2 separate regions of the Homo sapiens genome follow, and region 1 is linked to region 2. The links are chromatin loops, found by intact Hi-C in ENCODE. Cell type or tissue: dorsolateral prefrontal cortex. All regions are shown on one strand.

What was found. Peaks named below come from ENCODE experiments on the same cell type or tissue, not always from the same donor. Only the 100,000 strongest peaks of a DNase experiment are listed, where the experiment ranks them.
Region 1: it touches region 2 in a loop (4-fold over the local background); 6 of 110 quality-filtered maps call a loop at or near these places.

The regions. Positions count from the first base shown.
Region 1 is chr7:118,152,065-118,156,064 of GRCh38, forward strand. LOC105375470 (a long non-coding RNA gene) reads right to left here. Exons shown (of 4, transcript XR_927904.3): 3 at 3,368-3,504; 4 at 1-1,255. Among named protein-coding and RNA genes, the nearest start is that of LSM8, 30 kb to the right of the region's middle. In dorsolateral prefrontal cortex, a CTCF peak has its summit at 1,693 (motif pointing left); no DNase peak of the experiment used is centred here.
Region 2 is chr7:117,672,169-117,676,168 of GRCh38, forward strand. No RefSeq gene overlaps it. Among named protein-coding and RNA genes, the nearest start is that of CFTR-AS2, 27 kb to the left of the region's middle. RefSeq lists an enhancer at 1,447-2,020 and a cis regulatory region at 1,877-1,890. In dorsolateral prefrontal cortex, CTCF peaks have their summits at 1,867 (motif pointing left) and 2,074; a DNase peak (open chromatin) is centred at 1,353; H3K4me3 peaks cover 942 bases; H3K27ac peaks cover 1,786 bases.

The DNA.
Region 1 (4,000 bases), 480 kb after region 2:
AAGGTCATTAGCTAACAGTGATTATGGTAAAAGAGGTGTTGGAGGTTTGCAAAGAGGTTGAAAAAGTACGAAGTATCAACTAGGAGAGCATGGATTGGGGATATATAACATCATTGCAGCACAGTACTAAGGACATTGGAGGACAGTGGTCATGAGTGCAAGTGGAAGCAGTCAGCCTCATTGTGTGCTGCATAACATGCAGCTGTGTGGATGCAGGAGCCACAGAGAGTTGGATTTAACCAGGTTGTGTTTGGATAATTGATCACAGCAGCATACTCCACTCTCCTCATCCCCCTCACATTCTCATGGAAATATCTGCTTTCTCTTCCTAACAGAGGAATGTTGTTCAGAGATCTTGGTGATTCTGACTCAGCTTTCAATATTTTGCCTAAGGATGTCTTGCAAATGTTTTGTCTGTTGTCGTTCACTTTTCCTTTCCCATCCCACAGTTCATATGTTTTTCTATTTTCCATGTTATGCAATATAGTTGTACCCTGACTAATTTTCCAAAAGGGGGCAAAGACAATCATGGAAAGAGAGGTATAATTAGAGCTTCAACAGTATCTCAATAATGTTCAATATCATTTACTGAGCATTTATGTCCTGGGTATTTAACATACATTTCTAATCCTTTTAACAAGTTTTCCCACCTTAAAGGAAGGAAACCCTACAAGGTAAAATGAGTTGCTCAGCTAGTATAGGCACAAGCTAAGATCCAAACCCTTTTCTACTTGTCCCCACAGAATTGACTCTGGCCACAGCTCCACACTCTCTAGCCCTTATTTGCCAAGACCAAAATCAAGCTTTCATTGTCCCAGCTCTAACTGTTGCATATTCAAATGCTGTTATGTGGGCTTGCCCAAATATCCTTAGTCCAAGGTGTCATTTCCAGTCTTGCTTTCCAACCACTAGACCTCATCTGCTCCTGATCTTGGGACAAAAACTTTTGTTTTCATGTTCCAATCTTAACCCATTCTGCAACACTGAACTTTTACTGATGTCCTCTTGTTCAGTTTTAAACCTCTGAACACCTTTGCCTATATTTATAATATCCTGGCACTATGACATTTTGGGCCAGATAATTTTTTTTTAATAGTGGAAGCATGTCTTGTGCATTGTAGGCTGTTTAGCAGCATCCCAGACCTCCCCCTACTAGATGCCAGTGGCACCCTTACCCTAATTGTGACAAACAGAAGTAGCTCCAGACATTGCCAAATGTCCTCTGGGAGGCAAATTCTTTCCCGATTGAGAAACACTGGATATGAAGTAAAAAATTAGAGTTAATTTTAGTTTTTTGAAAATGTTTCTGTAATTTTATATTGCCACTTTATCCACAATTAAAGATAAGTTGCAGTCTAAATTCATTATAACAGTCCCTATGTTCCCATTATACTTTGAAATAAATAAATCTATAATAACATTTATCACATTTAATTATAGTGCTTTAAGAAACACAAATATAGCATACATATTTTTGGCTATAAAACTAGCATCTCTTTGGTGACAGAGATCATGTAATTTGCATCTCCAGTGCTTGCAAATATCCTAATACATAATATGTGCTCATCTTCTACTTTTAAACTGTGTTGGGAGGAATTCCACGTGTTGGCTTTTTAAATTATCTAAGAGTACAGAATACCCATGTATTGTTTTGTAACCTTTATTCACATCACGGCCCTGCCATCTAGTGGCTAATTACCCAAACTACAGGTACAATATCTAGGATGAAATAAGCTAACAAGCCGTATTTCTCAAATACAAAAATGCAAAATTACATTCACTGTCATAAGATAAAGAAACTTCAGAACTCCTTTCATATATGTGCAAATATATTTTTCAACTGCTGAAATATTCCAATTTTTGACTCTTTGCTTAGTGAAATTAATTCACCTGTATCAGGCTTTTACCTCCCATATATAATTTTTTTTTTTTTTGCAAATGAGTGAATATATACCGATGTAATGTCTAAATTATCCCCCTTTGATTTTATACAATATCCTTTCCTAATCAAGCTCAGCCTTTCCTGCTTTTTCCCTCAGTTACCTCTCTCCCTGAAGAATCTAAACCATTCAACAAAACACCTGCCAAGACACAGAACTCAGAGAAATAAGAAGACCTAAAGAAAAGCTCCCCAGAGAGCAGGATTCATTGTTGGATTCAGCCCAAAGTTGTTCCACTATTTGGATTGAAATAGGCAGTTTTGTGCAGCAGGCTATTAGTGTGGTTACAGCATTGACTGAACTGATACATCAGTTGGATAGGGGTCCAACAGAATAGAAGGAAGGTGCGAGATAAGGTTGGCAATTCAATTTCAACTTTACTATTTAGCGTTTGAGAGGTCATAAATTAATTCATATTTATGAGTTACAAAATGTATTTGCTTTAGCAGGAAGGCATAACCAAATGTCTCTAAAATATGCTGAATTGTTCTTTCACTTACCTATTTTGTTGAGATCATTAACACAGTTTGAAGTCAAATGCAGCAGATGCATAAACACTCAGATAGTTCTCTTTCTTCCTAATATTAGCTCCTGATACATTGATTTGAAAGATGAATATTTATTTTTAATACTGCAAACTTACCAGTGGCATAACCTCACTTTTTCAATGTCAGATCCTTAACATGTCTAAAGAAGTTTAGGAAATTTAGATCAGTTCCTCATTGCATAGATTAAGCAACTGGGATTTTGAAGGGTTTAGCACTTTCTCTAAGGTAATGTATCTAATTATGGCAAATTATGTAGAACTCTCCACTGTTGAGAGAGTAACTATTAGCCCAGAGGCTGCACCATAATTTAATGCCTTAGGCTGCACACACCACTAAGAGGATGACAAGATGAGACTACCAGGTTCAAGCCAATCATGCTTCACATCCCTGTGTAGCTCACTAATCTGCAGAAGTTCCAGCCTCTCTAAGTCCTTCTTTTTCTCATAAAATCATAATCCACAAACTGTTATTCTCTCCACTTCTCCCCCTCCCTAAATAAACCCTTCTAGTGTTTCATGTGACTCTCATCTGTGTTCAGCAGTCCAGTCCCCTTTCCCTCATTTTCCCATCATCTCCTTGCCTTACCTTAGTTGAAACCTATCTGGTCCCTGAGAGAATGTCAGGGCCAGGATTGGAGGTAGGTGCATTCCTTGCTCTCTCCCATTGCTACTTTCAAATTATTTCACCCCTTCCCTCCTGCAAAAATCACCGTTCTTTTGATGTTTATGTCATCTGGATATACCACCCTTTCTTAGACCTTCTCACTATCTTCTGCCAACATCCTAGTCAAATCTCTTCATTTACTGAAGTCTTCCATTCCTGGCAAAAGGTCTTCCATTCTAACCCAGTTCCTTCCTTTATCCTTGGTGATTTCCATACCTGACTGGATGATGCAAAAACTCTCAGCTTCTCAGTTTCTTTACTTCCATATTCCAATGACATTTTCATTTTTTCCACTCCAGTCATCCATTCTGTGTCACACCTTGGATCTTTTCATCTCTTAAAAAGCAGCAACCCTTTCAAAAAATTCAAATAATAACATCTAACTTTCCTTCTACAACTTCCTATGCATTCAGGTCATTGATGCAAGTACTCCATACAACCACATAGTTTCTCAATGATGTGGGGACATTCAACTCTTTCATCTCACCACTTTCTTATCCATCAGTCCCCTCCTGCCATTACTTCCCATCTTGTTCAACCCAGATCCCATAATCAATATAGTTCCCCCTTTGAAATACTTTCAACTCCCAGTCCTTTCTTTGCTTCACTTGAGCTGATCTTACAAAAAACCCAATCCATGGATGAACTCACTCTGCTTCAGACCTCTCTTTTTGCTATGTACGGAGATATTTAACTTTTTGTCTGTAGCTATATATGTAGAAACAAAAGGAAGGGCAGTTTCTTACATGACTCAGTGTTCAGCTTAATTTTTTTCTTTTGGCATAGTGAGTTGGAGTCCCGAGTATTTATTTTCCTTTCACGTTTCTCCCCCTCCTTTTTTTCTTTTTT
Region 2 (4,000 bases):
TGTGCCTTTAAATAACAATATTCCATTTCATATCAGTGCAAGTACCTTAAATTACAAATTTCTAGCTTCTGTCCCTTTTACCATTTCAGGTATTCATTTCATTTATATATTAGCTTATATATATCCCTACACTTGATTTTTCCTCATATGAGATTTTCTTTCCTCTTTCCCATTTAAAAAAATAAAATAAACTATTATAGCCACAGACTTTCTATTTTTATTTGTTTTCTGTATTGAAGTCTTGATTTTGGGGCTTTACTTGTCCCTGTCTATGCCCACTCCTATCTGACACACACTTTCTTAATTTATTTCCTAGTTGTTTCACTTTGTTTATCTTCATTATGAGGAAAAAAAGCCAAAACCTGAAATGAATATGCTTCCTTCCAGTAACCAGGGACCTTCCATGGTTGGGAAATTGTTACCTATTCGAGTGAAAGGCTAATAAAACCCCCAAGGTAAATATTTTAGTACTTCACTAAAGAAAGAACCTCAAATACTATGTGGAAGACAATTTAAAATGAGGTTTAAAGAGCTCAATATAAAAACCTGTTTGACCTGTTAAAACAGGTGTGGACAATCACAATTCCCTATTTAAAAATACAGTGAAAAAACCTACAAATGCAAGACAAATACATTGGAGCATGAGAACTCCAAATTGTTAGGTTAGGAATTAGAAGCTGTTCCCAGTGTGTAGAGCTAAGAGACCCAAGTCATTGTCAGTTGACAGGGAGCCGGGACTCAATACCTGTGTACTTTCTCAGAGAAAGGAGAGGTCTTGGCAAAATTTTGGGTTTATCCTTAATTCCATACAATGGGAATATTCAATTGCTCTTTAATCACTCAGTATTGATAGGGACAGGGGGCAGAGAAATTCTAGGCAGAAAAGGGCGGGACCCTGGTGAAACCCCACCCTCAATCCGAAAAACCTGAAACTGCCACCGAAAGTGAGAACTTCTATCCCTGTTTTCCCACTCGAATGTTGCCTTTTTCTAAACTACCCGTGGCCTGCTCCACCCCCATCCTTTGCCTATAAAAACCCCAGACTCAGTTGGTAGATGGGACTATAACTGGACATTGGAGAGAAGTGGCTTGACTTCAGAGCGACAGCTTGACAGCATACTTTGGAGAAGAATCTGAGAGGAGAAGGCAAGACTTCAGGGGAAGATTACCTATCTGCCCTGTCCCCTGTTCAGCTCTATTTCCCACTGAAAGCCACTTTCATCAGCAATAAAATCCCTCATTTACCATCCTTCAATTCGTTCATGTGACCTCATTTTTTCTGGACGCCAGACAAGAGCTTGGAGGCCACGAGTATGGATACAAAAGGCTGTCACACTGGCTGTTTGCCCTTGCTGGTGGAGGGCAGCTGCCTCACATGAAAAGGCAAAGAGCTCACTGAGCTGTTAACACTTAAGCCTTCCGCAGACGGCAGAGCTGAAAGAGCACTGCAACACACCCTCTGGGCCTCAGGCTCTCAGGCACTCCTACCTGGTTGCGCCGCTGGGCCCGCACAGAGTTTGCTACTGCCGGCACCTGAAAGCGGTTGGCTGGTTCCTGCACTCGCTCGTTCTGGTTCCTGCACTTATTCATTCGCACGCTCCCTCCCACAAGGGGTAGACGGGGCGGGATGGGTAAATGAGGCACCCCTGTCTCAAGTCCCGTGAAGGCGTCAGGGAAATAATCTGCTTCAGTTTCTCTAGTTGTAAAATGGTTAAGAACATTATGAAAGGTGGTCAACAACTTTATAAGTGAATATGCTAATGCTGGCCTTAATTCTAAAATGCTACTTGGATCAAAAGTTATGATTCAGTTCCAATACATCTTCTATTCATTGAAGTACAGAATCTGTACACAAAGTACAATTGTATCTTCAAAAACTGCCACCTTGTGGAGATTTGGTTTTATTGTTAAGACAGCCAGTGCCAACAACAGAAATGAGTACAGAGCCTCACATACTAATGTAAGTGAATCTCAAAGACATTTTATCTTTAAGCCATTTTGAAAAGTAGAAATTAAGCCTGAATAGTTTTGGGGCACAAATTGCTCTTTAACTCTCTTCTTTCCCATTCACCTTTGTCACTGATGGAATAATAGAAGGAGCAATCTTTATCAGCAATGGCAGATGTGCTGATAAATGAAACCAAAACTGAATTGACAAATATTGACACAAATACTTATAGAAGCAATTTAAAAATCTACCTTGCAATTAATCCTTATGAAATTTAAGTCATAATTTACTAAAAATTATAATATAAAGAAATAAACTTTCTCTGTTTTATTAAAAGAAAGGATCAATACATTTGGCCACAATTGATTGGCCATAATTTTTGTCAATGTTCTATAAGCTAATTGAAAATAAGACTATTTTAAATATAATTATCTCCCTTCTCCTTTGCCTTTTCATTGGCAGCAGGTGCCATGGGCTTATTCATATTCTAAAAGAGAAGTTGTGTGAGCAAATTTGTCATCATAGGCAATCCTCTTGTAAGGAAAAAATTATGATTTGATTTTTATTTTCTCTTATCTCCTAATTGGGTCAGATACTCCAGTGTCCTCGGGGAGCCAAACCAGGAGCCAGTGTGTCCTTACACAAACACAGCTTCCTTCCTGCTTGGAGCTCACACCAAGCATTTGCATTTGAACCAAGCAATGTTGACAGGCTATTGAGCCACAGAAGTTAAACATTCCAAGTGAGCCTGAGACGACCATTACATTCTTTTACATTTTCTGGTCGATTAAAATTTTAATTGTTTAAAATTTCAAATAGATACAAAAATAGACATAGAGTATAATAAACTTCACACCCCTGTCACTGAACTTCAATAGTTATCAGCTCACAGTCAATCTTATTTCATCTATGCTCCCTCATGCTTCCCTCCTATATTATTTTGTGCAAATCCAAACAGCATATAACTTTAGCTCTATGTGTCTCTAAAAGACACGGCTTTCTCTATCATTCTTTTTCTTTTGAAACTGATCCATATTACCTTTACCAGAACTAGAAAAACAGTCATCTTTAATATCCTCAAATATTCACTCCATGTATAAACGTCATTGTCAGTTTTTTCCCAAATATAGGTAGTCCTCATGTTGCACATTAATATGGCACTATGAAAATCACCATGCAAGATAATTTAAATAATTAATGGGGGAAAAATTGTTCCATGACCTTTAAAAATATTAAAAATTTAAAACTTTCTTACTGTTGGTTATAAACAATAGGGACACAAAAATAGTGAAACATTTAGTAAGTAATTTAAAACATTAGAAACACTGAGAATTAAAATGTTTCTTTTAAACTACTTATCAAGAGTAGTTTGAGCAATACTTGGTTTCTTTTGGTTATGTAACTTGCAATATGAAGAAAGCATCTTTTCTATGCCTGGGCAAGTTGTCATACTCCTTTCTAATTTAGGACCAGCTTCCAACATTGTATCCTTCGTGACTTCAATGTTGTAAAATATCTCCAAGAGTTTGTTTAAGGTAATGATTTTTGCTGATGTCACCTCCTCTGGGGCATCTGACAGGCATTCCTGCTAGGTCAACCTATAGCAGAGGGTGGAAGGGCCCAGAGATGGCAAGAGAGAAAAGGGGGGAACCTTTTAGAGGTGATTAGGCTATGAGGGCTCTGCTTTCATGAATGGATTAATGCCATTACGGCAGTGAGTTCATTATAAAAGGACAAGTTTGGCCCCCTTCTCTCTCTTTCTTGCTCTCTTTTGGCCCTTTTGCCTTCTGCCATGGGATGACACAGCACAAAAACCCTCACCAGATGCTGACCCCTTGATACTGGACTTCCCAGCCTCCAGAACTGTAAGCCAACAAATGTGTGTTCTTTATAAATTACCCCAGCTGTGGCATTCTGTTATAGCAGTACAAAATAGATCAAGACAAAGGGGGATTGCAGGCAGGAAGGGAGCCCCTGACCTCTTAGTTTCACTCATCTGGAATTTAGCCACTACAACACAGAGCTGGGGCTTGAGGGGATAAGAAATGCTAT